Linked DNA regions of Homo sapiens: all the other regions are linked to region 3. Evidence: chromatin loops called from intact Hi-C (ENCODE). Cell type or tissue: endothelial cell of umbilical vein. All regions are shown on one strand. Links, peaks and the distances in the headings refer to the core of each region. The heading gives the core; the rest is flanking DNA.

Region 1 (10,915 bases), core at 3,653-8,652, 73 kb before region 3:
ATCCCAAAGAACTGACAAAAAAGAAAACACAACTTCTAGAACTAATAAGGAAGTATAGCAAGATTTCAGGGCACAATGTTAATATACAAAAGTTGATTGCTTTCTTACATACCAGCAATGAACAATTGGAATTTAAAATTTAAAAACAATACATTTACAGTAGCACCAAAAAAGCAAGAAGGGAGGGAGGGAGGAAGCAAGGGGGGAAAAGGAAGGGAAGGAGGAAAAATGCCTACATATAAATCTGACAAAATAAGTACAAGATCTATGTGGAAAACCATAAAACTTGGATGAAAGAAATCCAGTTCCTTGTTAATGAATTGGAAGACTCAAATTGTTAAGATGTTAATTATTCTCTTCTTCACCTATAGATTTGATTTATTCCCAATTAAAATTCTAGCAAAAGCTTTCCTGTAGATAATGGCAAACTGATTCTAAAGCATATATGGAAAGGTGAGAAACCTAGAATAGCTAACATAATACTGAAGAAGAATGAGTGGAAGACTCACACTACCTGATCTCCAGATTTCCTATAAAGTCACGGTAATCAGTACAGTGTATATTGGTGATAAAATAGGCACATAGATCAATGAAACAGAATAGAGAGCCCAGAAATAGACCCACACAAGTATAGGCAATTTATCTTTGACAAGGATTAAAAGCCATTTCTCCTAATCTGCTCAGCCTGCCATAACAAAATGCCATAGATTGGGTGGCTTAAACAACAGAAATTTTTATTTTCTCATAGGTCTGGAGGCTGGACATCTTGAGATTAGGGTGGCAGCATGGTTGGATTCTCTCTTCCTAGCTTTCAGACAGCTGCCTTCTTGCTGCGCGCTCATATGGCCTTTCCTTGCTTTGTGCACATAGACAGGGAGAACAAGCAAGCCGTTTGGAGTCTCTTCACTAATCTCGTCATGAGGGCCCCACCCTCGTTACCTCATCTAACCTTAATTATCTCCCAAAGATCCCATTTCTAAATATCACCACACTGGGGTTAGGGCATCAACATTTTAGGGGGACTCAATTCAGTCCATAGCACCACTCAGTGGCAAAAGGATCTTTTCAACAATTGTTGCTGGAACAATAGGATGTCCATAAGAAAAAAGTGAATCTAGGCACAGACCTTATACCTTTCATAAGTATTAATGCAAAATGGATCATACACCAAAACGTAAAATGCAAAACTAAAATTTCTTGAAGAAAACAGGATAAAATATAGGTGGCCTTGGGTTTGGCAATAAATTTTTATATACAACACCAAAAGTATGATTTATGACAGAAAAATTTTATAATCTACACTTTATTAAAATTAAAAACTTCTGCTCTATGAAAGAAACTGTTAAATTAATAAAAGACAAGCCACAGGATGGGAGAAAATACTTGCAAAACACATATCTGATAGAGGAGTTGTATCCAAAATATACGAAGAACTCTTAAAACACAGCAATAAGAAAACAGGCTAATTAAAAAGTAGGAAAAAGGCCTGAACAGACTCTTCACCAAAGAAGATATGCAGATGGAAAAAAATTTGAAAAGATGCTTAACATAATTTGTTGTTAAGGAGTTGCAAATTAAAATGAGATATCACTACCCACCTATTCAAATGGCTAAAATTTTAAAAAACTGACAATATCAATCGCTTGGCAAGGATACAGAACAATAGGTACTCTTTTTATTGCTAGTAAGAACAGCCATTTTGGTAGTTTCTTTCAAAGCTAAACATGATCTTACCATACAATCCAGCAATCATGCTCCTAAGTATTTACCCAAATGCATTGAAAAAGCATGTCCACACAAAAACCTGCATGTGAATGTTTATAGCAGCTTTATTCATAATCACCAAAAACTGGAAGTAACCAAGATGTCCTTCTATATGTGAATGGATAAACAAACTATGGTACATGAATATAAAGGAATATTTTTCATCATAAGAAATAAGTAATCTTTAAAAGACACAGATGAATCTTAAATGCATATTGCTAAATGAAAGCAGCCAATCCAAAAAGGCTACATACTGTATGATTCCAATTATATGACATCTAGAAAAGACAAAACTTTAGCAATAGTGAAAAGATCAGGGGCTCAGGGAGAGAGAAGGAGGGTTAAACAGGTAAAGCACAGGGGATTTTGTGGGCAGCAAAACTATTCTATATGATACTATAATTACAGATATGTAATTTGTCAAAACCCATTAACTTCACAGCACAAAGAATAAACCTCAATGTATGCAAACTTAAAAAAAAAATCATTCAGGAGGTTGGGAGTCCCAGAATGGAAAGTAGAATGTGATAAAACCAATCTAACTGTGTTACAATGTGTGAAGCAACCTCACTGAAGCGGGTGGAGGAGAAAGCTGCTGACCTCAGTAACTTTGGAAATGAGTGGAATTTGTAAGATTAAAAACAAAAGATACAACACAAAAAGAATGTACAGTATTCTCATTGATAAAGTTATTTCTTTTGTGATATGGTTTGGATCTGTGTCCCCATTCAAGTCTCATGTTGAATTATAATCCCCAGTGTTGGAGGTGGGGCCTGATGGGAGGTGATTGGATCATGGGGTCAATTTTCCCATGAATGGTTTAGCACCATCTCCTTGGTGCTGTCCTCACAATAGTGAGTGAGTTCTCACAAGATATGGTTGTTTAAAAATGTGTAGCACCTCCCCCTCCCTCTCTTTTGCTCCTTCTCTCTTGTGAAGCACCAGTTCCCGCTTCACCTTCCGCCATGATTGGAAGCTTCCCAAGGCCTCCCTAGAAGCAGATGCTACTGAGCTTTCTGTACAGCCTGCAGAACCCTGAGCCAATTAAACCTCTTTTCTTTATAAATTACCCAGTTTCAGATATTTCTTTATAGCAATGTGGGAATGGTCTAACACAGAAAATCAGTACTGAGGAGTGGGACATTGCTATAAAGACACTTGAAAATGTGGAATTAGGTAACAGGCAGAGGTTGGAAGAGTGTGGAAGGCTGAGAAGAAGACAGGAAGATAAGGGAAAGTTTGGAACTTCTTAGAGACTGGTTAAATGACTGTGACCAAAATGCTGACAGTGGTATGCACAGTGAAGTCCAGGCTACCAAGGTCTCAGATGGAAATGAGCTTATTGGGAACTGGAGTAAAGGTCACTTTTGTTATACCTTAGCAAAGACCTTGGCTGCATTGTGTCCGTGCCCTAGGGATCTATGGAAGTTTGAACTTTAGAGTGATGACCTAGGGTATCTATCTGGCAGAAGAAATTTCTAAGCAGCAAAGTGCTCCAGATGTGCCCTGGTTGCTTCTAACAGCCTATGCTCATATGCAGGAGCAAATAAATGACTTAAAGCTGGAACTTATATTTAAAAGGGAAGCAGAGAGTAAGAGTTTGGAAAATTTGCAACCTGGCCATGTGGCTGCTGAGCAACCACTTGCTAGAGAAATTTGCATAACTAAAAATAAGGCAAGTGCTGGTAGCCAAGACAGTGGGGAAAAGTCCTCAAAGGCATTTCAGAGACCTTCATGGCAGCCCCTCCCATCACAGGCCCTGAGGCCTAGGAGGCTTCCCTCCTAGGTTTCCTGGGACAGACCCAGGGAGTGTGCTGCCCTGCACAGCCTCGGGACACTGCTCCCTGCATCCCAGTCGAACCCCATCTAGCCATAGCTCAGAGGAGCCCAGGTCGAACCGCAGCTCAGACCACAGCTCCAGAGGGTTGATAGTTTGCAACCTTGATAAAATGTGATGAAAATGGCACTTTACCCCTGTGATTCTCTCCAAAAAATGATAAGCCCAGACTAATTGTTATTTTTAAAAAATCAAGGAAATGCAACTTGAGGGACATTCTACAAAAATAAAATAAAATAAAATCAGCTCTCCTGAAAACTCTCAAGGTCTTAAAAAATAAGTCTGAAAAATTGTTATAGCCAAGAGAAGCCTAGGGAGGCATGAGGATTCAAATGCAATGTTGGATCCTAGATGGGATCCCAATATAGGAAAAGGACATTAGGTGAACCAATATATGGTAACAAATGCATCATACTAACGTAAGAAGGCAATAATAGGGGAATGCATTTGCAGGTCCATATAGGAACTTTTTGTACTAGTTTCACAATTTTTCTTTAAATCTAAAACTGTCCCAAAGAGAAAGTTTATTTTTAAAATATGTTACCCAGACTTTTTTTTTTTTTTTTTTTTAAGATGGAGTTTCACTCTTGTCGTCCAGGCTGGAATGCAATGGTGTGATCTTGGCTAACTGCAACCTCTGTCTCCCGGTTTCAAGTGATTCTCCTGTCTCAGCCTCCCGAATAGCTGGGGTTACAGGCACATGCCACCATGCCTGGCTAATTTTTTGTGTTTTTAGTAGAGACAGGGCTTCATCATATTGGTCAGGGTGGTCTCGAACTCCTGACCTCAGGTGATCTGCCCACCTCGGCCTCCCAAAGTGCTGCGATTACAGATGTGAGCCACACTTCTGGCCACATTACCCAAACTTTCTTATTGCTACTGTTTGAAGGAGCACTTCATCGCACAATTCCAGGAGACACCATTCATATAATGGTATCTCCTGGAGTTGTTCAAGGCTTTAACACTTTTACAATTTTAATGGCTTTTTCCTAGGAAAAGCAATCACATCTGTCATGCATCAACTTGTTTTTCCTGTAAAACTTAGCATACGTTGATTACAGATCCTACTTAACTGATTTGTCCAGCTAGGAAAAGTTGGGCAGAACCAGTCTTTTATAGGCAAAGGCATGGAAGGCTCTTTCCCTCTTGTAATGCAGACATCAACCCAACTACGATATGAGCAGAGGGCATAGAGGGAGCCAAGTTGGAGAGATATGACTGGCTTCTCCTGTCCTGACCTATAATCTGTACTCCACTCCTTTATCCACCACTAACATTGATTATGGGATAGGACCCATAGCATGGCAAGATAGTGTTCCTGTTGCACCAGGAACCAATTCAAATGGATGGGAAAGCAGGGATATGGGTACTGTGTTAAAAGGAGAAGTGACAGCATTCCTGAACACTGAAAAGGACATTTCCAACATCCGAAGAGATGCTACATTTTCCAGCTTGCTAGAGAGAAAGGCTGAAAGATAAAAACTTTTGTTGACTTCCTCTGCAAACGAGCATTTAACTGAAAAGTGTAAATGAAATTTTAAATACCAATGAAATGTGATGCCTTCTCCTGGTATTTGGTCCATAAATTATGTTGCACCAGAGTTTAGATCATAGTTCGCCCATTTCAGACCAAATTCATGGTCTTTTACCTTCTGTTCCTATAAATTATAAACCCCAGATGTGTCAAATTGTATAATAAACACATAAAAAGAAATTTGTTTTTTAAGGAATTTCATAAATTTCTTGTTTTACCGAGTTTTATTGGTCTCATTTTAGTGGGACAAAAAACAAATTAACCTTTCATGTTTTCACTTGTTACATTGTAGAGAGACCCTGAATTGTTGGGACGAAAAAGGGAAATGCTTTTCTTGGACCAATTTTTTGATTGGTCCACTTGCTGAGATAAGCCTCCTGCTGAATCAAATGTATGTTTTTGTGTTTGGTCTTGGATCTTATCTGCCTGCAGCAGCAGCAAGCTTAATAGCAAATGAGGTTCAAAAAGATGAAGCAGCTATTTCAGCCTCTTATCCTAATGTTTTCAAAGAGCTCTGTAGATTTGGTCATTATGCCCATCCTAATCAAACTGTCTGAAAGCTTATCTTCTGCCACCATTTCCTACAGACTTTCCGCAAAGCAACTATGATTTGTAATCGTTAGTAGAATGGTATGTGGTATGTAAATATATGTAATAATTATATTTCTAAAACAGTCTTTGTGACCATCTTTTAAAGGATCTCAGCTTGACAATGAATTGCCTATTTTTAGTTTTCAAATCAGGGTATTTTTCAATTATCTTGCAGTTGATTTTCTAAATTCACTCTTCAATTCATGAGAGAAATGGCTTTTATAGGGCAAATACATACTATTTGGGCATTAGAGAGGACAGAGATTATTTTATTCTTTTTGTATTGAATAATTTTGCAGGAAGCTGCTGCTGATTACAAGGAGAGTTATATGTATTAAGATTGATAAAGAGAAATATTTTTAAGGCTTTTAGATTTCCCTATAAGGAGATAGGATTTACATTCCAACTTTGATTTTCTTCAAAGGGATCCTGTTTGCTTAAATTCTCAGAAAATATGATTGGACTTCTCAGTCAACTGAGCTGTAAGAGTGGTGAAGAACCTGCCCTCAGGAAGGGACCTGTCAACATTTAGAGGGTGTGGGGGTGGTGATATTGGGGATGGAGACTGGCATGATGGAAGGGATGAGGCCTAGAACACAAGCATATCGAACCCACTTGCCTCTCTGTGAATGGGGCTCTTGCACACAGCCAGGCCTGACTTCCCTCCCCGCTGTTCCCACTCACCCAGCACAGTAGACTGATCCAGCCCTGCCAGGAGGTGGCTGTCCTTCACCAGCGCCAACTCCTGGCTGCACGCTGTGCTTCACAGAGCCTTCCAGCCCAGCCAGCTTGGCTGTCGGGGTCTCAGATTTCAACTCAAGGTGCCAGCAGAGTCCCTTCACTAAAATCATATTTTTTCACCTGATAATTTGATCATTTTACAGTTGGTGGGTTTCATCCACAAAAAATGGTTTTCTAAAAAGTAAAATCTAGTGTTGTCTTCATGATGTTATATGTAGGACCACTACCCGGTAAAAGCCACTGAGAGAACCTTGGTTAGAAAAAACACTAGTTCATCCAGGTGCAGTAGTGGCTCATGCTTGTAATCCCACCTATTTGGGAGGCCAATGCAGACAGATTGCTTGAGCCTGGGAGTTCGAGACCAGCCTGGGCAACATGGCGAAACCCCGTCTCTACAAAAAAAACAAAAATTAGCTGGATGTAGTGATGTGCACCTGTGGTCACAGCTACTCAGAAGACTGAGATGAGAGGATTGCTTGAGCCCACGAGGCAAAGGTTACAGTGAGCCATGATCATGCAGCTACACTCCAGCCTGGGCAACAGAGCAAGACCCTGTTTCAAAAAAAGAAAAAAAGAAAAGAAGGCACCAGTTCAGTTGTCTGATCCACTCCAGGTCTGACCACACTATTCTAAATTCTTTCTTTTCCAGAAACTAGAGACAACTGTTTTTAAAATAACTATCTTTGGGAATATTATGAACTTTATGAACATTTCCCTGCAGATAATCAAACTAGTCAAATACTGTTTGTAGGCTGGGCATGGTGGCTCATGCCTGTAATCCCAACACTTTGGGAGGCCAAGGTGGCTGGATCACCTGAGGTCAGAAGTTTGATACCAGCCTGGCCAACATGTTGAAACCCTGTCTCTACTAAAAATACAAAATTTAGCCGGTGTCATGGTGGATGCCTGTAGTCCCAGCTACTCAGGAGGCTGAGGCAGGAGAATCGCTTGAACCCGGGAGTGAGACTCCGTCTCAAAAAAAAACCCAAAAAAACAAAAACCAAATACTATATATAGAAGGAAACCAAAATCACAGTCACACAAAGACTGTGATAAGACTTTGTTAGAGTGAAAGATTCAAAAAATTTATATTCTTTTTTCATACCTCGAAGTAAATTATATGCAAATATGTCCTAACATAAGCAAACTCAAAACTAAAAGTATGAGCATCAGTATTAATAAATTAAGGGGTTATTTTATTTGCTTTTCTTTCTTTAATATTATTTGCTTTTCTAAAGCTTTCATGATATAATTTATATAAGTAGATAATTCCTATGGTAGGATTCAGGAAGAATTTGATTCATTTTAAAATGTAGCTGACATATAATTTTTTAATTATTGAAAAGTATACATTCAGAACAGTGTTTTAAAACAACTGAAAAGTTTAAAGAAAATAAAATGAATACCTGTATACTTATTACACAGATTTAAAAAATCAAAATTTAGAAGGCATCTGTGAACCTCTCCTCAATCACAATCCTCCCCACAGAGGTAACTACTCGTCTGAGTTTTATGTCAACCTATTCCCTTGTTTTTCTTCATTATTTCATTACTTGTCTATTTCCCCCCAAATAATATAGTGTTTCATTTTTTTCTGTTTTTGAACTTTGCATAAATAGAATCATACTTTTTATGTTTTTGTGTGACTTATTTTACTTAACATTACTGTATGATGTATTTCAATGTATGAATATATTCAGTTTTTTCTGCTGATTTATATTTGGATTGTTTCTTGCTATTAATACTATGAGCAACCCTGCAATTAATAAACTGAAATGTATCTCCTAGGTTACACGTGCTAGAAATTCTCTCAGATTTCTAGAAGTAGAGCTGGCTTGTAAAGTGTACAAGATTTTAAGCTATAGTAAGTACTGCTGAAATAGCTTTCAAGCATTTATGTTCTCACAAGCAATGGGTAAAAGTGCCGCTTGGCCAGGTGCAGTGGTTTCACACCTGTAATCCCAAGACTTTGGGAGGCCAAGGTGGGTGGATCACGAGGTCAGGAGTTTGAGACCATTCTGGCCAACATAGTGAAACCCTGTCTCTACTAAAATTACAAAAAATTAGCCGGGCGTGGTGTCAGGCACCTGTAATCCCAGCTACTCAGGAGGCTGAGGCAGGAGAATCACGTGAACTTGGGAGGCGGAGGTTGCAGTGAGCCGAGATAGCACCATTGCACTCCAGCCTGGGTGACAGTGCGAGACTCCATCTCAAAAAAAAAAAAAAAAAAAAAAAAAAAGCAACACTTGAAATATTTGATTTTCGTTAAAGTCACAGGGGCCTTCCAAATTTTGATTTTAAAATTTTCCTTCTATTTTTTAAAAAACAAAACCATTGTGGTTTTCATTTTTCTTTCCCTGATTACCAATGAGCTTGGGTATCTTTTCATATGTTTATGGGCCATTTGTGTTTTTGTTCATTCATCAAATGTTGTTTGAGTACATCCCATCTGCCAGGCAGTCTTTGAGTCTCTCCTCCACTTTCAAAGAACAATAAAATAGAAGGAATAACCTAGAAACAACTCCACACATATGTACAGGGCCATAACTCAGACAAAGAGAGCATTGTAGGTTAGTGGGTAAAGGAGAATCTCTCTCCTCCATTTCTTAGAAAGTGGAAGAGAAACACTGTACCTATCGATCAATTGTCCATTTTTCTATTGAGTTGTTTCTCTTTTTCAGAGGAATTCTTTATATGTTCTGGAAACATCCTTTGTTGATTGTGTGTGTTGCAAAGATTGTCTCCAAGTTTGTGGCTTGCCTTTTTACTCTGTGGTACTTTTTGATGATGAACCAGAGCTCTTAATTTTAACGTGGTCAGATCCTTTCTTTATATTGTCTTCTAAAAGCTTTAGCATTTTGCCTTTCATGTTTAAGACCTTACTTCCATTTGGAATGTATTCTTATATATTGTGTGAGGATGGGATCCAATTTCCTTCTTTTTCTTGTTACCCACACCGTATATGGAGAACTAACTCTCCTGGCACCATTATTGAATGGTCTGTCCTTTTCCTGCTGATCTACAATGCTCTCTTTGTTGTGAGCTATAGCCCTATATATGTGTGGATCTGTTTCTGGGTTCTAATCCTTCTATTTTATTGTTCTATTTGTCTCTCTCTATGCCAGTTCTACCATACCACTGTATTAATTACTCATCACAAGAAGAAAAGGATAACAATTATTTTGAAAGTTAAATGTACAGTGCCTGACCTGATACATGTTAAGCATACAATAAATGTCATCTGTTATTATTTTAGTAGGAAACACATTTTCATATGTTGTTTTAAACAATATCTAAAATCTGTAGAGAATTAGTCAACATTCAATAGATATAACCACTTCTGTTTTTGCATTTGATATGAGTTACTGTAGCTACCCAAAGACTTAAGAAATTCATACATTCAGTTACTGTTTTTGTCTTCTTCTGAAGTATGTTGGAAAAGATGAAAGATGAACTCTATAATTTCTTTACTCATCCTCACTCTGCAGTCTCTTAGAAAGGTTAAATGAAGAAGGCTTGACTTCGATTGTTTTTCGGATTTGAATTTTGGAAAAGAAAATGATGCTGGAAGAATAAAGCAGCATATTTAGGAAAGACTTTCAGTGATAAATATCTGGAGTATCCTGTTTTCTATACCTTGCTTCTATGCCATATTTTACTTATTATAAACTACCTCAGGATCTTTGTTAAATAAACCCATTTATTTGATGAAGGAGAAGGAAGTGCCACATTTTAACTGTTACTGAAAGAAATGTTCTTTGCCCTGTTGGTCTTGGACTTCCACAAAATACTTGATTCCAGATGTTAAATTGTTTTTTCAGAAGCCTTGTTAAAGGGCCAGAGCATTAGATTTTTGAAGGCATTTCCAAACCCCAGCTGATTATCACAACACACAGGAATCCAAACTTTCAAAGCTTAGCTTTGGCTCTTCAGTGTATCAGCAGCTGCAAAAAATACGTGCTAAGGCACAGGTTCATAGGACTGGGATCCAGTGTCCTTAAATGGTAAAACTTTAAGTAAATTTCCTTTACTTTCCACTTATCATAGATGCAGTTCAGTTGTTTAAAGTGCACTAAATTTCCTTGATTCCATCAAAAGTAGTGAGAACTTGATAATGGTAATAGTCATGTAGCAGCCTGGTGTGTAGGTATTCATGGTAATAGATTTATTTTACGTTTTTCTCTGGCTATATATTTCTAGAATATATTAACAAAGTAATCCTTCCTCAGAAAAATTTATTTTTTGAGAGAGGGTCTTGCTCTGTCACCCAGGCTGGAGTACAGTGGCACCATCACAGCTCACTGATACCTCGACCTGCTAGGCTCAATCAGTCCTCCCACCTCAGTCTCCCAAGTAGATGGGTCTAAAGGTGTGTGCCACCATGCCCAGCTAATTTTTTAGTTTTCTGTAGAGACAAGGTCTTGCCATGTTACTCAGGCTGGTCTCGA
Region 2 (9,076 bases), core at 3,293-8,292, 160 kb before region 3:
CTTGAGGAGTCAGTCTGTCTGTTCTCAGAGCTCAAACGCCTGGCTGGGAGCACCACTGCTCTCTTCAGAGCTGTCAGACAGGGATGTTTAAGTCTGCAGAAGTTGTCTGCTGCCTTTTGTTCAGCTATGCCGTGCCGGCAGAGGTGGAGTCTAGAGGCAGTAGGCCTTGTTGAGCTGCAGTGGGCTCCACCCAGTTCGAGCTTCTTGGCCGCTTTGTTTACCTACTCAAGCCTCAGCAATGGTGGACACCCCTCCATCAGCCAGGCTGCCGCCTCACAGATTGATCTCAGACTGCTGCCCTAGCAGTGAGCAAGGATCCATGGGTGTGGGACCTGCGGAGCCAGGCACAGGAGAGAATCACGTTGTCTGCCGGTTGCTAAGACCTTGGGAAAAGCCCAGTATTTGGGCAGAAGTGTCCTGTTTTTCCAGGTACAGTCTATCAGGGCTTCCCTTGGCTAGGAAATGGAAATCTCCCAGCCCCTTGCACTTCTCAGGTGAGGCAACACCCCGCCCTGCTTCAGCTTGCCCTCCATGGGCTGTACCCACTGTCCAACCCAGTCCCAATGAGATGAACCAGGTACTGCAGTTGGAAATGCGGAAATCACCCGTCTTCAGCGTCAATCACACTGGAAGCTGCAGACCAGAGCTGTTCCTATTTGGCCATCTTGGCCTATCTTACCTTGCCTTTTTAAAAGGAATTTTATATCATCTACTTGATGAGGGAAAATTTATCTTTAGAGAAGAATGCCAATGAAGGAGTGATAATATTTGAAATTTACTAATTTGCAACTCCCAATGAAATAATCGATTCAGGCAAGGATCTTTAATAGTAAAAGATTATTGCAGAACCGGTTATTCACACGGTTACAAAGCATCACAGAACATGTCACTTCCTAAATGTAAAAAGTACAAAGGAGAAGATCTGGCAGTCACCACTTTAACCAAGTGATTGACCTTAGAATCACTAATACGGGACAAATTTGTATTATGTTCCTCCTGATGGGGTACAGATGAAATTCATGAAATCATTTATTAAGTATTCTTGCCAAAAGGGCTTAATCTGAATCGAAGTAAGCTTTTAGGCAGGCCTAACCTCAAATAAATAGGAGTTACAGGGAATCAAAGAAAAATCAAATTACAAAGAATCCTGCAGAAGAATCTGAATTTGAGATATTCTACAAAACAACTATTTTCTTTTTATTCCTCCAAAAGTCATTTTTATGTGGGGAGAAGGACTGGGGGAGCTGTCCCAGGTTAAAAGAGACTAAAAGGCCATAACAACCCAATACGAGAACTTCAAAGGACTCTTAGCTTGATAAAAACAGCTAAAACTTTTAGAAACATTTAGGGAAAACCTGAATATGAGCATATATTAAATAACATGGGTATTATATGATATTAAGGAGCTAATATTAATTTTATTAGAAATGATAATGACATTGCAATTATGTATAAGAAAATTCTTATTTTTAGGAGATGCTGTTTGTTTGTTTATTTATTTATTTATTTATTTATTGTGATGCAGGGTCTCACTTTTTCACCTAGGCTGGAGTACAGTGGCACAAACATGGCTCACTCCAGCCTCAACCTCCTGGGCTCAAGCAGTCCTTCTACCTCAGCCTCCCAAGTAGCTGGGATTACAGCTGCATGTCAGCACACCTGGCTAATTTTTGTATTTTCTGTAGAGACAGGGTTTCACCATGTTGCCTAGACTGGTCTCAAGCTCCTGGGCTGAAGCAATCTGCTTATCAGCCTTCCAAGGTGCTGCGATTACAGGCATGAGCCACTGCGTCTGTCCTATAGAAGATGTATATTTAGGTGTTAATGTTTAGGTGTGAGGTGTAATGATTTCAACAACTTTCAAAATATATACACACACACACATATATATATATTTGTGTGTGTATGGAAAGATAAAGCAAATATGGCAAAATAGTAACAATTGTTGCATCTACATTGAAGAGATTGTAGAGATATTTATTTTACTGTTCTTTCCAATTTTCTAGATGTTTCATGTTAAACAATTTAGAAAAGAATTTATGCCTCTACCCCCTCTTCTTTTGTGCCTCTGGAACTCCTTTCTATCCCCGTGGTCACTCTCTGACTACTGCTCTTCATCGCCTCTTACCTGAACCTTTGTGGTGGCCTCCTATGTTTCTGTCTTCAGTCTAAATGCCTCCAAGCCATCTATCCGAGGCACCTTCCTAAAAATCAGTTGTCACCATTTCTCTACCTTGCTTCACTTTATCAGTAGTCATTCCCTTCCTCATCACCCACATGGTAAAGTCTGAATAAGCTTAGCAAGCAAGGCCATCCACACTTTTGCTTCAAGCTACACTGACATCACATCCTTGTTCAAGGTGTTCTCCTACTGCCTCATAGCCTAAGCTCTACCTAGGTCACAAACTCAAATGCCCGCATAGAGGGCTGGGAATAAAAGAGTTTAAGTTGTGGGTCTAGGGTGGACTGGGGATCAGGAGCCCTGTCTGAAGGGGGCAGCTATTACTTGGGACCAGGTGAGTGTTGCTGTGAGAGGATGTGGGCCAAGTGTGAAATCTTTGTTTCCATTAAGTCAGAAATAAAGATTTGTATACTAATACTGCCCTATTTTAAATGCTAATGGTCATTTATTTTTTTAAAAAAACTGCTGCAGAATGAAAAAATTGTGACTGCAGAGTATGATTCTGTGATAACCCATGGGACTTAATGCTCACTCTTTCACACTGACCTCTTTGTCATTCTTCCTTCTCTCTCCATGGTGGGAAGACTTTCTGCATCCTTTTCCTGGTGAAATCTGGTGAATACTTCAAAACCCAGCAGGCAAGACCATTCATGTTGCCCTGTCAGGCCCGGGCAGACTGAGGGGCTCTCTCTTTAGTGCACCTCAGCCATTCATTTTTACAACCTTCCTTCTAGAACTTGTCACGGAATTACATATCTGGTTGTTTGTCTTCTCCCACTGGATTCTGAATCCTCATGATTAATAGCCACATTTTATACATCTTTGTCTCCCCTGAGCTGCTCACAGTGTCTGGTGTAAAGTCAGCGTTCAATGAACATCTGTTGGTTAAGTTGCAGGCTGTTAAAGGTAATGCTATAGAAGAATTTAGGACATGGCTTCTATGGCATCCAGTTTAAAATGTATTAAAAAAGTCTATAAATCAATTAAAGAAAATTTTCTATGATTATAATATTCCAAGTAAGTTTCTCTTTTGAGATCATTTGTCTATTGTAGGAAGTCAGGTAAATAAGTTTAGTTTTAAAAAACAAAAATTTCTCAAATCAGGATTCTTTCTGACCCTTTAATCTCAGATAATGATAATAGAGTATTATTTCAAGGATTCCCCTTCTAGCACAATCTTGCTCAAGATCAGGCCAAGAATATAGACAGGTTCAGTAAACCACAAGTGCTCTAAACCTGCTTGAACCTATGTAAGAACTGAGCAGTGGGGTGTGCACTGAATCAAATCACCTTCTCTCCTCGGGACATCAATTCCTATCAGTACTGTATGCACCTGATTCTCTTATTCGTGTCTTTTTCATGCCTTTCTTTAATGAAATACTTTTTCCCTCTTAGCAGGCCTTCCAAAATTCAGCTCAAAACTTACTTCTTCCTAGAAGTGTCTGCTATCACCTGCCTTGATTGTTCCTCTGTATTATATTCTCCATTTATCTGTGTTTCTTTTTTGTTAGGTGTGGCCTACTCTGGTGTAAGACATATAATAAGAATAATTATGATATTAAGAAAAAGATAATACGGTTATCATAATATTTGGCTTTGGGAGGCCAAGGCAGGTAGATCACCTGAGGTCAGGAGACCAGCCTGACCAACATGGTGCAACTCTGTCTCTACTAAAAATAAAAAAAATCAGCCGGGCATGGTGGTGTGTGCCTATAATCTCAGCTACTCGGGAGGCTGAGGGAGGAGAATCGCTTTAATCCAGGAAACGGAGGTTGCAGTGAGCCGAGATCACGCCATTGCACTCCAGCCTGGGCAACAAGAGTGAAACTCCGTCTCAAAAAAAAAAAAAAAAAAAAAAAAAAAAAAAAAAAAAAAAAGAATCATTGAGGGCCATTGTTAAAAGAAATAGCTTACCAGACCCCTCCCTGGAAATTCTGATTCAGTGGGTCTGGCATGGGGTAGGGAATGAGGATAGGTATTTGTATTTTTAACAAGTGCCACAGATAGTTCTTATTATCAGGCAACCCTGGGAAACATTGCCATCATCCTTATAAGCTTGGGTTTGGGAGCAGACTAGTCAGAGTTTGAGGATGGGTTCTCATGCTTTTTAGCGTATGTAACAGTGGGCAAGTCACCATGTCCTAAGCTGTGATTTTTTCATCTAGAAGAGGAGGATGATAATCACTGTCTCAGTGTTGTTCTGGGGACTAAATGACTCATTTAGAGCATGAGCACTTAGAAAGTTCCAGACATTCTAAGTGCTCAGCAAATATGTGACAATCATATTCATATTTTGCTTGCAGTTTGCTTGGTTATGCTACTGTGATTCAAAATCTGAATGATGGTTTTCTTGGTTCTTCTATAGCACTATGGTGACCCAGGAGTGTGACCCAGGAGAGTGACCCAGGAGATTTTATCACAGCCAAAGACTATTGTTGAGAGCCTGCTCATCTCTGCCAACTTTTTATTGACTCAATAAGTTATCACCCTTTGTTCTCTTTAATTTTACCTGTCATTTCCATTGAATTACAGAAAGGTCTTTGAGGCCAATGACCCTGCCATCTAGTTTTGTTATACAGTAGATCCAGTATCCTGTACAGTGGGCTATCAACAGAGGGCATGATCTAATAAAACACACATTTATTTCGTGGAGTTATAGAGCCATCATCTCTTACTTAGGTTATGACAGCTCCTAATGGGTCTTGGAGTCTTGAGGTCTTATGCTCTTGCTTCCCTACAATGCAGCCTACGCTGCAGCCAAAGCGATCTTTGAGCAATATCATCACAGCATGCCAGTCTGTTTGAAACCTTCCAATCCTTTCCCTGTATTTATAATAAAATCCAAACTCTTTACTGTGGACTTGTAAGCCCTACCTGATCTGGGCTAGTCTGTCTGTCTGACCGCATCCCCTGTGATTCACCTCCTGGATCGTTACATTGCAGCAATACTGAAGTTCTCCCTCCCTAGACTGACCTTTTCCCCCATCATCACCTGCCACTTAGCCCAGAGGTCACCTTAGAGATCTTCCCTCATCTCCCTATCTCATGTTTTCCTGCCACTATTTCCTATCCCATCTTCCTGCTTTATTTTCTTCTCATCACTTACCACTGTCCAATATTGTACTTATCAGTAGGTGATGTTAGTTTGTGTGTTTATTGGAAGCTCCATGATAGCAGGCATCTTGTCTATCTTGTATTCCAAGTACTGGGAACAGAACCTGGTACCTTCATGGGCTTAGTAGATAGATAGATGGATGGATAGATAGATGGATAGATAGATAGATAGATAGATAGATAGATAGATAGATAGATAGATAGATGAACTTTAAAGAACATCAGCCGGGTGCAGTGGCTTATGCCTGTATTCTCAGCACTTTGGGAGGCCCGAGGTGGGTGGATCACCTGAGGTCAGGAGTTCGAGACCAGCCTGGCTAACATGGTGAAAACCCGTTTCTACTAAAAATACAAAAAATTAGCCTGGTGGCGCATACCTGTAATCTCAGCAACTCAGGAAGCTGAGGCAGGAGCATCGCTTGAACCCAGGAGGCGGAGGTTGCAGTGAGCTGAGACCACACCATTGCACTCCAGCTTGGGCAACAAGAGTGAAACTCCATTTCAAACAAATGAACAAACAAAAAGATAAAGAACATCTATATAGTCTAATATATTTCAACTTTTTTAAAGCAAGGAACTCTTATCAAACAAAATGTTTGTTTTTAAATTATTAATTTGGTTGTTGGGGTTTTTTTTTAACTTATTTCTTGACAATTAATAGGATTCCATACACATAAAAAGTTCTTAGCAAACACTTAACAATTTACTGAGTCCGTGTTCAATGAGATCCACCACCAGGGGGACATCAATCCACTGACTGGTAGCTATGGATAGTGAGAAAATCTGGCTGAAGGAGAAGCAGATCTGACTCCAGGAGACAAAGGCAGGCAGAGGCCCCGAGTGTTCTGGTAGTGTGACTCCTCCAGGGCTTCCCCATGGCTCTGCAGACAGAGGTGGTAGGAGGCAGGAGAGGCAGGGCTATCTCTGGAGAACCCAGAAGAGAAGCAGCAAAAGAGGACTCTTTAATGCAGGCCAGGCTTCAGTGAGAAACTGCCTGGCCTGGAGCAGCCCTGTACCAGTGGCTGCAGCACTGCAGAAACAATGGCAGTGGTGGTGGCGGTGGGGATAGGTGGAAGCAGCAGTGGTGGTGATGCCACAAGAAAAACTTCTTAGGGAGGTACTAAGATGGGAAGCAGCCTCTTACCAGGCTGAAGCCAGAGGGATCTGAGAAGGGGGCAATGATGGCAGTGACAAGCAAGGGACAGCAAGGAGGTCCTCAAAAGTGTCACATTTTCCCAGGAGAAAGGAAGAGATTCAAAGAACTGAAATTCCAGCAGTTGAGCATGTGTGATCTCAGTCAGAGCCACTGGCTTTGTTGTCATTTGGTTGTGTTTACTTTTCAGTATCATTCTCAAGAATTAAGCAAGATAACATGTGCAAAGCATCTAGCAGAGTGCGTGGGGTGTAGTCAGCAAATGTCGTTTCCTCTCGTTGTTGGGCAACCACCAGTAGCACCATATCAGAATTAAAGGTGAATAGAGGAATACTGTGTTAAGCTCTGAGGAAGAAACAATGATAAATTAGACATTGTCCGTGTCTTCAAAGAGTTTACAATATGGAAGTGACATGATCGTTCAAAAGGCAGAAAGTGCAAAGTGCTGTCTGAAGCAGTGCCAATAAAGTGTTAAGTATGTTCATATATACTTATACCTGGCATAAATTCCAGCGTAGCAGACTGGATAAGCTTTATGGAGAAAGTTTGGATTTTAAAGAATGAATATAATTTAGGCATGGGAAGCATGGTTAAAGGATAAAGAGGAGGAGAAGGTAGTGAAAGAATAATAAGAAATTTAGGAGGAAAATCAAGATTAGAGTTCTAAAAACCAGGGAGAATTTCAAACAGGAGATGATGAGCAAAAGTATCCAGTGTGAAGGACTTCTGCTTCTGGCTTTGATGAAGTTACTAGTACCAGCCCTCTTGCCATAAATAGCTGTAAAACTGGACAAAATATATGGAGCAACTGTTTTCAGACGTTGAAATTCACCCAGTGTTGAACTTTGATCCCTGGGAAAAGGGAAACACATGAGATGAAACCCTTGGTCACCTTGTCTTTTTTCCTGGCGGCACAGCAAAATGGAGCCCAAGTTGATAATGGTTGCTTTACTGTTCTGAGGAGGCAGAGATCACAGTTCAGGGTGGTTGAGGTGGTTGGAATTTGTAGGTCAGGCTAATGAAGAGAAAGCTGCACAGAGAAACAGGTCCAGAAATCTGCATATGGGTACTATAAAGTCTTTGGACAAATGCTAAGCTTCTCACTTTCTGGGTGAGACTCTACAAAGTCTGGTGGCAAATAGCTACTGGGGGGCTGTAAACTGGGTGGAGATTCCAGAAGGTGCACAAAACTGGAGATGTAGATGTTCTGAGTGGAGATGTTCTCAGTGATTCCCTGGGGTTTTCAGTGAAGAACCAAGAAAGGCCAGGCGGTAGGAGGAGGGCTACTCTAGCCCTGGACTCAAGGCTATACTAAGTTCATCCAAATAAAGTTTAAAAACAGCTTTGTAAAAATTAAGCTTCTCCACTAGTAAATTAACGTAACAAAACTTAACACTCTTTAAATCCAGACCTGATAATGTAGCGTTTAATGTCTAGCATACAATTCAAAAATTACTAGATATGTGAAGAGGCATGACCACAACAGATTTTTTTAAGTCAATAGAAACATACTCAGAGATAGCAGATATGTTAAAATTAGCAAGCAAAGGCTTTAAAACAACTCTTATAAATATGTTTAAAATTTTAAAGAAAATATGGACTCCAGTAAATAGAAATTCTCACTAGAAAAATGGAAAGTATAAAAGAAAACCAGCTAGAAATTCTAGAACTGAAAAATGTAACACCTAAAATGAAAAAAAAATCCCTAAATGAGCTTAACAGCAAAATAGATTCCATAGAAGAAAAAAAAATAGTGACATTGAAGACAGGGCAATATAAACGATCTCAGCTGAAGCACATAGAGAAAAAAGCACTGAAAAAAATGAACAGAGCCTCTCTGACTTGTGGAATAGTATGAGGTGGCCTAACATCTGTGAAACTGGAGTTCCAGAAAAAGATGAAAGAGAAATTGGGGCAGAAAATATATTTGAAGAAGTGATAGCTGAAAAAATTCCCAATTTGGTGAAAAATATTAACCCATAAACTAAGAATCTCAATAAACTCCATGCAGGATAAAAAACAAAGAAAACCACTCCTGGGTACATTATAACCAAGTTTATGAAAGCCAAGGATCAAAGAAAAAAGTTTTAATAGCAGTATGAGGAAAAGACTCATTCTGCGCAAGACCCAGGGGAACAATAATGCTGATTTATCAAATAAGCCAAAAGAGAATTGAATAACACCTTTAAGGTGCTAAAAGAAATAAAACCTGTCAACCTGGAATGAGAAACCTAGTGAAAGATAAAGATCCTTTAAAAAAATGAAAGTAAGAAAAGAAGAGAAAATGGGAAGGGAAGAAGGGAGAGAGACAGGAAAAAAGGAAGGAAGGAAAGAAGGAAGGAAGGAAAAAAGAAAGGAAGGAAGGAAGAAAGGAAGGAAGAAAAGATGAAGGAAGGAAGGAAAAAAGAGAAAGAAAGAAAGAAAAGAAAGAAAGAAAGAAAGAAAGAAAGAAAGAAAAGAAAAGAAAGAGGAAGGAGGGAAGGAAGGAAGGAAAGGAAAGAAAAGAAAAGAAAAGAGAGAGAAAGAAAGGGGAAGGGGAAGAAGAAAAACACTGCCAAGCAAAAACCAAATGTATCAATGGTACACATAAACTGTAAGAAATATTAAAGGAAGTTCTTCAGGCTAAA
Region 3 (10,915 bases), core at 2,647-7,646:
TATGCTCCTTTGCACTTGGCCCACAGTGGGCCCTTCATAAATGTCTGATGAAGGGATGGATAAATGAATGAGAGAGGTGGTATTATCTCCATTTTGCAGATGAGAAAACTAGATCAAGTGACTCACCCCAGGTCATAGTGCTAATAATAAATGGTGGGTCAGGACTGCAGCCCCTTCCTCTTAGCTGGTCCTGCACACGAGCATGCATGACTTATTAAAGGGCCAAAGCCAGAAGTTCCTCTTAGTCATAGACAGCAAATCTGTGGGCCCTGAGGCTCTTTCAGGTCTCTTCTCTTCTACCTCAGTGCCAAGTGTGGTGGTTTGGCTGGGAAGCAATCGTTTCCTTGAGCTAAATTTCCTCTCTGTATTATCTGCCACTCTTTGAGCTAGCTCACCTGGCCTTTCTTCCACCTCTTCCCAAACGGTATCTTTGATTCTGTTTCTAAGGCTTTTATTAATTGTTGCTGAACAATCTGTCTCAGAATTTGATTTGTATCATGGTGGCTTTTGTTCGTTTACTTTAGAGAATGTCTTTTGTTCTGCTCCATCTGGAAGTTCATGTCAACTTCTTGCATATAAAAAAAGCTGGTGTCTTGAAAGAAAACATTTGATAAATGGTGTCACTCAGGAGGTCTAGGAAGATTATTTTTCTCCTTAGGGACTGTGGTATCTATCCGTGGTACCTAGGCTGGTCTGCATATGTCTGAGATCGATTATAAGATGAGAGGGTTTAAGCTGGTCTATACCATGCATTTGTGTGTATTAGCAGAAAGAACTTCTTCTGGGTGGACCAACTAGAAAAAGTGGCCCCTTCTGCCATTCTGGGTAGATCAGGTCCCTAACTCAAATCATTTGGTCCCTACCTCAATAGGTCTGTAACTCAAATAGTCTAGAGAGACTAACACATAACAAAATAAAAGGTAATCAAATATGACTAATTAGCACTACGTTATATGATATAGGCCCTAACTGCTCTTCAAAGTTCAGAGGAAAAGGGGGCGTTCCCTGAGGCCTAGATATTCAGAGAAAGCTTTGTAGAGAAAAATGAGACTAGATGTGAGTCTTGAAGGATGGATGGCATTTGACAGGGTAGAATTCAATGAGAGAAAATTACAGGTGGGGACATGGCATAAGCAAAGACTGAGCAAAGTACATTGATGAGATGTGAGCAAACCAGCTCAACTCGTAGAGTTTCTAGTGGGTTTCCAGGGGTACAGGTGGAAGGGGCAGGTGAGATCTGAAGAAGTAGGAACTTAACAGTGAGGAAGACAAGATTATCACCGTGAGGGAGCAATCTGGGTCTTTGAGGAGAAAGCCCTGCATTGTTTCAGAGATGTTGGACCAACATTGGAAAAGGAAGACCCTGCAGTCAGAAAAGAGGACCACTGATGACCTAGGAAAAAAACCCCAAGCCCTAAGTCCTATTGCATGGCTTGGCAACTCACCCCTATTTCTCTCTTCATCTTTCCCTTCCCATGGTCAAATTCTCTCAGACCACATCTGTTAAGGGCATCCTATGAAGACTTTATAGTCCTCCTCCCTGTAGAGTTCATTCGAGTTAGTGTTAATAATGATGTTCCTTTTCTACTTGTCAGAACCTATAAATAATCCTCACTAGCTAGAAAGGCATTCGTTGGAGATTGCATTTTCCATCAGCAAATGTACTGCCTAAACCACAGGCCTGTGGATTTGGTGAATGCCCACCTGCCATGTTTCTAGCATCAAAAATGTCATGTTACCTTGTAGTGAAAATAAGAGGACAAACTGATCTGGGGAATAATGAGCTCTCCTAAGGAAATAGTCACAGGTTCGAAATGGGTTGGTGAAACTCAGGTTTGCATGAACTCAGCTGCTTTATTTATTTGAGAGCAGTTTGGTTTCTATGTTACAACCATCAATAAAATTAATAATGGGGCAATTATTTTTTCTTTTTTTATTATACTTTAAGTTCTAGGGTACATGTGCACAGTATGCAGGTTTGTTATATATGTATACATGTGCCATGTTGGTATGCTGCACCTATTAACTCGTTATTTACATTAGGTATATCTCCCAATGCTATCCCTCCACCCTCCCCCATCCCACGACAGGCCCCGGTGTGTGATGTTCCCCATCCTGTGTCCAAGTGTTCTCATTGTTCAATTCCCACCTGTGAGTGAGAACATGCAGTGTTTGGTTTTTTGCTCTTGTGATAGTTTGTTGAGAATGATGGTTTCCAGCTTCATCCATGTCCCTACAAAGGACATGAACTCATCCTTTTTTATGGCTGCATAGTATTCCATGGTGTATATGTGCCACATTTTCTTAATCCAGTCTATCATTGATGGACATTTGGGTTGGTTCCAAGTCTTTGCTATTGTGAATAGTGCCACAGTAAACATACGTGTGCATGTGTCTTTATAGCAGCATGATTTATAATCCTTTGGGTATATACTCAGTAACGGGATGGCTGGGTCAAATGGTATTTCTAGTTCTAGATCCTTGAGGAATCGCCACACTGTCTTCCACAATGGTTGAACTAGTTGACAGTCCCACCAACAGTGTAAAAGTGTTCCTATTTCTCCACATCCTCTCCAGCACCTGTTGTTTCCTGACTTTTTAATGATTGCCATTCTAACTGGTGTGAGATGGTATCTCATTGTGGTTTTGATTTGCATTTCTCTGATGGCCAGTGATGATGAGCATTTTTTCATGTGTCTGTTGGCTGCATAAATGTCTTCTTTTGAGAAGTGTCTGTTCATATCCTTTGCCCACTTTTTGATGGGGTTGTTTGTTTTTTTCTTGTAAGTTTGTTTGAGTTCTTTGTAGATTCTGGATATTAACCCTTTGTCAGATGAGTAGATTGCAAAAATTTTCTCCCATTCTGTAGGTTGCCTGTTCACTCCGATGATAGTTTCTTTTGCTGTGCAGAAGCTCCTTCATTTAATTAGATCTAATGGGGCAATTATTAATTGCTAACTAACATAGAAATATAAATACTCCATGTTATTATAGACAGGCAGGAAGACAGATGAATAGAGACAAATATATCACTTATAAGTGATAAAAGTGGTATTGGCTTTGTTTTTCCCATTTTACAGTTCAAAATACTGAGACCTGATGAAATAATCATTTTGAGTGGGATCTTACAGTTCCAGAAACAAGTTTCCTGGGCCCTGATTCCCCTGGCCCCAGTTGCCCAACCTACTCCATACTGAATCTTCTTTTTTAATTAGAAAACCTTTTCTAATTATTTTGCCATAGATTGGTTCTAGCCGAGCTTGTCTGCTCCTTCCGTGTCTTTCCACCTATCTCCTGACTTTCCATTTTTTACTGGTATCCAGGATCTGAGCAGTCTCAGGATAGGTGTGAGTTTGGTACCAGATATTTATTTTTTCCCTTGTAAACCTTGATGTCTCAGTTCTTTCCTCTGTAGAGAAGTCCCTGGTCACTTGGGCATCTCTTTAAAGGGCATATTACTTAAACAGAGGTGAATTGTGCCTTCCTGTGCTACACACCGAAAGCTTGATTACTTCTCACCTCTGTCACTGCTCTCTGAGTACTTGGTTCCTTCAGAATCTACTTCTTACATGTTTAGGTAAAGCTGAGAGCCCCAAGGGTTTCTGGGTAGTTTTATTGCATTTGAAATACTTTGTAATGGGTTGCAATCTACTCTTGGTTAATGAAGTGGATTCTTATGGAGATCATCATCTTGCCATTTGAGATTATAGTAGAGTTAATAGTGTGTGCATTGTATATTTAAATGAAATCATCCATCTAGGAAGAGTTTAGCAATTCTCAGCTAAAAAGCCCAGAACACATAAATTCATTCATCCACTCATTCATTGATTCATTTAAGATGGAGTCTCACTCTGTTGCCCAGGCTGGAGAGCAGTGGCTTGATCTTGGCTCACTGCAATCTCTGCCTCCCACTTTCAAGAGATTCTCCTGCCTCAGCCTCCTGAGTAACTGGGATTATAGGCACCCGCCACCACGCCCAGCTAATTTTTGAATTTTTAGTAGAGATGGGGTTTCACCGTGTTGGCCAGGCTGGTCTCGAACTCCTGACCTCAAGTGATCTGCCTGCCTCGGCCTCCCAAAGTGCTGGGATTACAGGCCTGGCCACCACAACACATTTAATACAGGGTACCAATCTAGGGAAAGAAGAAAGGAAGACATTATTACTGCATTTTACCATCCATATGGCAAAGGTACTAGAAGTTAGGTTGGTTTGAACAAATGCTAGATATTTAACAGCAAGTCTGATCCTAGAAATACTATTATTTAGGCCAAATTAGTTTTTAGAGCAACCTGCATTTCCTATAGTTTTTCTCCCAACTTTGCATCTCACCTTCATACCCCTCTACCTGTAAAAAAAAAAAAAAATAATGTAAGACAAATTAATTAGCACACAGGCATTAGACCTGTTTGTACTCTTCCAGAAGGAATGTTTGCCTTCTCTAAAAAGATGAGTACTCCAGTTACTCCAAAGTTTGAACAAAAGAAGCCAACCCCCCCAAAGAATAAATATTCTATTCTTTCATGCACATAGTTAAACAAGAGGCAAAGCTACTCTCTACTGTTACCTGTCAGAATAATAGTTATTTTAAGATGAAGGGAGGCAGTCATGGTCCAGAGGGCCACTTTGTGTGTTATACTTTATATATTACACTTTGTATACTTTAATTTTTTAAAGTTTAGGAAAAATATATATGTTACATTGTTGGAAGTAGGCTATGATTGACTTACAGAAATAATTCTCCAATAACTAAGTGTGCCTAACTCCTAACCCCCTGCTTTACCATTCTACATGATGACTGTCTTTTCCACAGACTACCCTGTTTTTAATTTTTTTAATTAAGGGGGAAAAAGACATAAGAAAGAGTAAATCTATACCACATCTCACCTTGTTCTTTTTCTAGATCCATCCCTGAAATTGCCTTCTTTTCCAAAAACCTGGATTAATTACATGCTATCGTCACAGGAGGACAGATAGTAATATCTGCCTCAGGAGGGACTCACAGTAATTCTCAGTAATGATTTTTAACTTGACCTCATTGGTAGCATTCACTCTTCCAGTCAATTGGAGAAAAAAAAATTTTCTTAAGGAAGGAAAGATGAAGGGAGGGAGGGAAGGGAGGGAAGGATGAAGGGAGGGAAGGGAGAGAGGGAGGGAGGTCAGGGGAGGTGGTACCTTTAGCTAAAACTTTCCTGAAACTATTCAGAGGAGGAAGCTGCTGACCCCACCTGGGAGGGACTGCAGCACTGACCGGCTACAGGACTGTGCCATCTGCTGGCCGGGCAGCAGGAGGAGCATCCTCACCTTCCTAACCCCGTGGGAGAGGAATTTTTTGTTGTTTTGTCTTGTTTTGTTTTTGTTTTCATTTTTTTCATATATTACATTTGTGTATATTTATGGGATACAGCTATAGTTTTCTTTGGTGGACTTTTTTAAAATTAGTAATTCTGTTCTTTTGTATCACAATAAATTATTACCTAAAAATACTTTTAATAAAAATACTACAAGGACGTGGTAAGAAAAGAATTATGAGATCACCACTCCATTTTTTGTGCCTTTGTCATGTAAATGGAGCTTAAATACAGTATGTGGTTTTTCAATAGACTTGTAATTTTAAATTAAAATGCTCACAATGCATCTCAATGGAAATGTCTTTTAGGTTTCTTATCTACTTCCTGAAATAACTAACTGAATTTCTAACATTCCTTGAATGAACACAAGAGCTGCTTTGTACCTCATTTAAATTGCATAGCACACAGCCTGTTTTTCTTTTGAATGACTAACTATATAATAGAGATCACTCAGACTGTATTTCCTCTTGTTTTGACTCAGCTGCAGCATTGCTTTTATGTCCAAAAATGTCCATGTTATTTTATAGATGGTCATATAAAAAATGAAGATGGAAAAACCCTTAATGTGTTTGGATTTTATATGCTTTTTATTGCCTGGAATTTCCTTTAATGACAACTAGCAAAACCCAAAAGACAGAATGAGAACTAACTAGCTCATATCAACAGGGTGATTGAAATGGAAAAAATAAAGACTTTGCATTTTTAGTTATTGTTGTCACAGGGAATTATAGTGTGTAGCCACAAGATTTTCCACTTTGAGTCTCTGCTATGAAAGGCATACTGACAATCCCATTGTAGGTTTAATTTTGTCTTACTATCTGGCTGTTGTATTCACCAGCTCCACAAAACAATGATTTTTTTAAATCTGCCATGCGTGTATTAAGAAATTAAAACACAAAACCAAATAGCTTCTGAATTTGTAACAACTGTTTATGCTCCTTTTCCTGGCAGCAGTTGCCTCATCTGACAATATTCCCAGAGCTGTATGCCAACAAGGCTAGGGTGGCCAAAATAAAATGTTTTGGCATAATAAGCCAATAAATAATTTGAAGCTATGACACCAAAACAGCCATGCTGAATTTTAGCATTAGTCCCAAGGCAGGAAGAAGTCAAAATTGGCCAAGTAGGAGAAAGGGAATAATGTGCTTTTTTTTCCTTTTGGGCTTTCAAGAAAATGTCAAAGGGAAAAAGGAATAAATTATATTTAAAAGTGCTGTTCATCCTGTCCAGTATATACTAGACCATCAAAAAGTATTAAACTGACTCTATAGGATATTGTAGGGGTAATCATCTGTTGGATGGTTGGCCACATAGCCTTATAAGGGGCCTTTCAACCCAAGACTCTAACTTCTGAAAGAAAAAGTCTATAAGTGACCTTAAATTAGTGGTTCCTAGTGAGAGTGGTTTAAAGGCATCTGAGTAGCTTTCTGAAAACATACTACCCTGGGTTTATCTCAGAAAATTCTGATATTCTGGGTCTGGAATGGAACCCAGGCATCTGCATTTTTTAAAAGCTCTGCAGGTGATTCTAATGCACAGGCCAAGGTTGAGAGCCACTGCTTTCAAGGATATCTGCAACTTCCAAAAGTGCCCAGCTTACAATCCCGAATAATGTGCACCTGAAGAAGCCAACGTTTTTGTCATACAGGTGCAAAATAACATATCCCGATTACATTAGCAGTAAAAGTAAAGAAAGTATTCAAATTAAAGCCATAGAAAACTAGAAACTTCTTAGGTTTTTCCTGCCCAGAATTAAACATTGTATAAACTTGAAATATAATACCTAACTGGGTAATAATTTGGATGCCATGATTTAATCCATTTGACATGCTAAAATTCCTCATTAAAATATTCCAAGTTACCAAAATCACTAATGTTATCATTTTCTGAGAACAGGAAGCTTGCATTTGACTCATATTCCCATACCTCCTCCTCCAACACACACACACACACACACACACACTCATAGAAAAACCTAACAACAGGACCTGATCTTACTGTGTGAAGATATATGCCAAAAAGGGGGAAAAAAGTTAAACTTCACACTATTACTGATATTAGAGAATACCTTACTTTTTAAAATAATAATCATATGTTGATTCTACTAAAGAAGCATAATTGCCTACAGGGCCAAAATGCCCATGAGGACAAAGCAGAGAACTTAGAATCCATTTCATGGATTGTCATTCTTGCTCTGCCTCCAGCTCTCCCTATGTGACCCCTATCTCCTATACTCGTTCTCTTCTTGAAAAAACAAAGTTGAATTAGCCTCAGTAGGAATCGAGAGTGTTGTTCCTTCCCATTGGAAATTTTATAACAGCCAGTCAAGGTGAAATGCTGTGTCTTAAACCTAGGATGGAGCAAACAACTACTTGGCAAAAAGTAGCAACCATATAATTATAAAGCACTAGTGGTAAGGATCACTTCAGAGTGGGCTCACTGTAGAATCTTAATGTGATATTGTCCTTTCAGTGCCTGTAAGTGATGGAACATCTGGGGTTTTTTTTTGTTTTTGTTTTTCTCTTTGTTTTTGTTTTTGAGACAGAGTCTCGCTCTGTCACCCAGGCTGGAGTGCAGTGGCGTGATCTCGGCTCTCTGCAAGCTCCACCTCCCGGGTTCACGCCATTCTTCTGCCTCAGCCTCCCGAGTAGCTGGGACTACAGGCACCCGCCACCTCCCCGGCTGATTTTTTGTATTTTTAGTAGAGACGGGGTTTTACCGTGTTAGCCAGGATGGTCTCAATCTCCTGACCTCGTGATCCACCGCCTCGGCCTCCCAAAGTGCTGGGATTACAGGCGTGAGCCACCTCGCCCAGCCGGAACATCTTTATATCTGTTTGTGCTTAGCAATGTTTTTATGCCTGTTTGAGGAAAACCACAGAAAGATTCCAACTTCATTCCATTTTCTTAGAAGAAGCTTTAATTACATATATAACTATTCAGTTGGATATCTAACAAACATGATTTTCTAATTCATACATAAAACTCTGATAGGAAAAGCAGCTAAGATTTTCAAAACCTCTTATTACTGTCTCTTCTGCAAAAAGACTTTTAAAACAGCAATTGAAAAGACATCACAGTGGTAAGATTTACTGAGCAGCAACTATTAATATATGAAAGATACTATCCCAAGCACAGGGATACTGAGTCGGATGAGAAATGATCTCTGCATGATCTCTGCCTTCAAGGCTGCTCCCATTTAGCTGGAGAAACAAGAGAGAACATTAAAAGATAAAAACTGTCACCGTGCAACACAACATAAGTGGCTAATAAATGGTTCAGGGTCCTAGGAAAGGTGGTAGGAGTTCTGGAGAGGGATTGATCAACCAGAAGCAGGACTCAAAGTCTGAGTGCACCTGAATGAACGTCAGGCATAGCTGGCACAGAAGAGTGGTGGTTATTACAAACAGGACAGCCTGGGGAAGTGTCAGTAGTACCATCAAGAGACAATGGCTGGAATGGGGGCTGGATGCAGGGAAACAGAGAGAGAGGTGAAAGATACAAGTTGGGGCTGCTTCAAATTATCTTGGCCAATGAAATCGGGGTTTCCTTATCTGTGGGCTGTGGGGGACAACACAGATTTTTTTTTTTAGCAGAGGAGTAGAAGCTGAAGGTGTTTTTTCAGAAAGATCTGTCTGGCACGGTTCCCATAATGATTTAACAGGGATAAGGATTAGGAGTAATAAAACTAGCTGATGCCATTGCACAGCACAGTCTATGAATAAATGAGTGGAGGATCTGGACTAGGAAAGTAGCTGTGAAAGTGGAAAGGGCAGTGCAGAAAGTGAGGCCCACTTAGAGAAGTAACAGAACATCGTGACTGATGGACTTTAAAGGGAGAAAAAGGGACCAGATCAACACTTTGGAAGATAATTACAGAACTCCTGTTCTGTGCCCCTGGGGACAATGATGAACAAAATGACTTCAGAAATAACTACCACAATGGCGTGCCTTTGGTAGAATTTTTGGAAAAGAGTTTAAACTCTCCCTGTCACCATGAATTCAGCATTCCTCATCCACAAAGGAACAGACCATCAAAAATTGGTGGGCAAATGTTGCTGGATTTCACTGACCTAGATTCACATTTTAGGAATAGAGCAGTACTCAGATATGACAGCAGCTCTGGTAGGCATCCGATGCCTAAGCTTGCAAGACACTAACGGGGTTGGCTTCCATTTCAGTTTCCATTGGCAGCAGTGGAATCAGTGCTCACTCAAGTCTGGAGTCTCTGTCCTTTACCCTTTTCCATTTATTTTCATCTGTTACTCTCTCTCAAGGCCCACCAAAAAAATCATCTTAAAAACATTTGCATGCCTTCCATCTCTAGCAGTGTTAGATTGTTTATTGGCTGAATTGATTTGGCAAAAGATTTAAAAAAAAAGGATGATTTCTGTCTCATGGGCTGAGATCGTACATCACAGCATGACCTATGTGATAGTCTCAGCCATGCCAACACCAGTACCTTCGGTCTTGAAGGGATTAGGAAACGTTGTCAGTTGAGCTGGAAGGAGGAGGGTTTTGAGTTTTGGGTTACTGTTTCTCTGTGGAAATCACATGTATTAAATGCCGTAGGTGTTGATAAGTATCCTATTGCTTGGCTGAAGGTTAATAAAGCATAGGGTGAAACATAGACACTAAATTAGAAGTGACATTTTGACCATGAATTATTCTGCAGCCTCCGGGGAAAACTTCCCCACTACATGACACAATACTAGAATTTGGATCATCCTTAGAAATACTGACATGCAAAAGAAACACATTAAATTTTCTACCACCCTCCTGCAAAACCATCCCACTACCATTGCCCTGCTCTTAATCACTTACTATTTTTCCTTGTTTTCATCTTTCAAAATGTTGTATTTGTCCAATAATCTTTAAGAATATTTCTAAATCTCATTTTCTCAGCTATGGTTCTGTTGCTGCTGTTGGGTCCCCATATTACTCATCACACTATCTGTTTGCAAATGTTAAAGGTAGCTTTGGAGATAGATTACAACAGCCATTCCCTTTATCTCTTCCCGAAGTGGGACCAAGTTTAAACCTGTGACCACATACTGAGAGGTGACTCATCGTTATAGGGTTCCAAAAACAACAACAATGAAAAACAATTAGGAGCTAAATGAAAAGCGCTGAATCTATTAGAGTTTTTGTATGTTTTCTAATCACTTATTTCTTTTTTACCCACACCCTGGCAAACGATAAGAACTCCATAAAGTTCGGCTACTACCAGTCATATTATCAGTAGCAGTAACAATACCTGTTAGGTGTGAAGATCATATATATATATATTTTTTTTTTTTTTTTTGAGACGGAGTCTTGCTCTGTCTCCCAGGCTGGAGTACAATGGCACGATCTTAGCTCACGGCAACCTCCGCCTCCCAGGTTCAAGCAATTCTCCTTCTTCAGCCTCCTGAGTAGCTGGGATTACAGACATATACAACCACGCCCAGCTAATTTTTGTATTTTTTTTTTTTTAGTAGAGATGGGGTTTACCATGTTGGCCAGGCTGTTCTTGAACTCCTGACCTCAAATGATCCCCCATCTCTGCCTCCCAAAGTGCTGGAATT

The links. Hi-C counts contacts between places; a loop is a spot of excess contacts. Peaks named below come from ENCODE experiments on the same cell type or tissue, not always from the same donor. Only the 100,000 strongest peaks of a DNase experiment are listed, where the experiment ranks them.
Region 1: a loop joins it to region 3, with 5 times the contacts of the local background. A loop is called at or near these places in 5 of 110 quality-filtered maps.
Region 2: it touches region 3 in a loop (7-fold over the local background); 5 of 110 quality-filtered maps call a loop at or near these places.

The regions. Positions count from the first base shown.
Region 1 is chr1:85,412,797-85,423,711 of GRCh38, reverse strand. All of the region lies in intron 1 of DDAH1 (dimethylarginine dimethylaminohydrolase 1), which reads left to right. Among named protein-coding and RNA genes, the nearest start is that of DDAH1, 47 kb to the left of the region's middle. In endothelial cell of umbilical vein, for the core only: no CTCF peak of the experiment used is centred there; DNase peaks (open chromatin) are centred at 5,701 and 6,351; H3K27ac peaks cover 2,223 bases.
Region 2 is chr1:85,499,945-85,509,020 of GRCh38, reverse strand. It overlaps a transcript of DDAH1 not described here. Among named protein-coding and RNA genes, the nearest start is that of DDAH1, 39 kb to the right of the region's middle. In endothelial cell of umbilical vein, for the core only: a CTCF peak has its summit at 6,035 (motif pointing right); a DNase peak (open chromatin) is centred at 6,040.
Region 3 is chr1:85,338,785-85,349,699 of GRCh38, reverse strand. All of the region lies in intron 4 of DDAH1 (dimethylarginine dimethylaminohydrolase 1), which reads left to right. Among named protein-coding and RNA genes, the nearest start is that of BCL10, 68 kb to the right of the region's middle. In endothelial cell of umbilical vein, for the core only: a CTCF peak has its summit at 5,288 (motif pointing left); DNase peaks (open chromatin) are centred at 5,829 and 7,369; H3K27ac peaks cover 4,416 bases.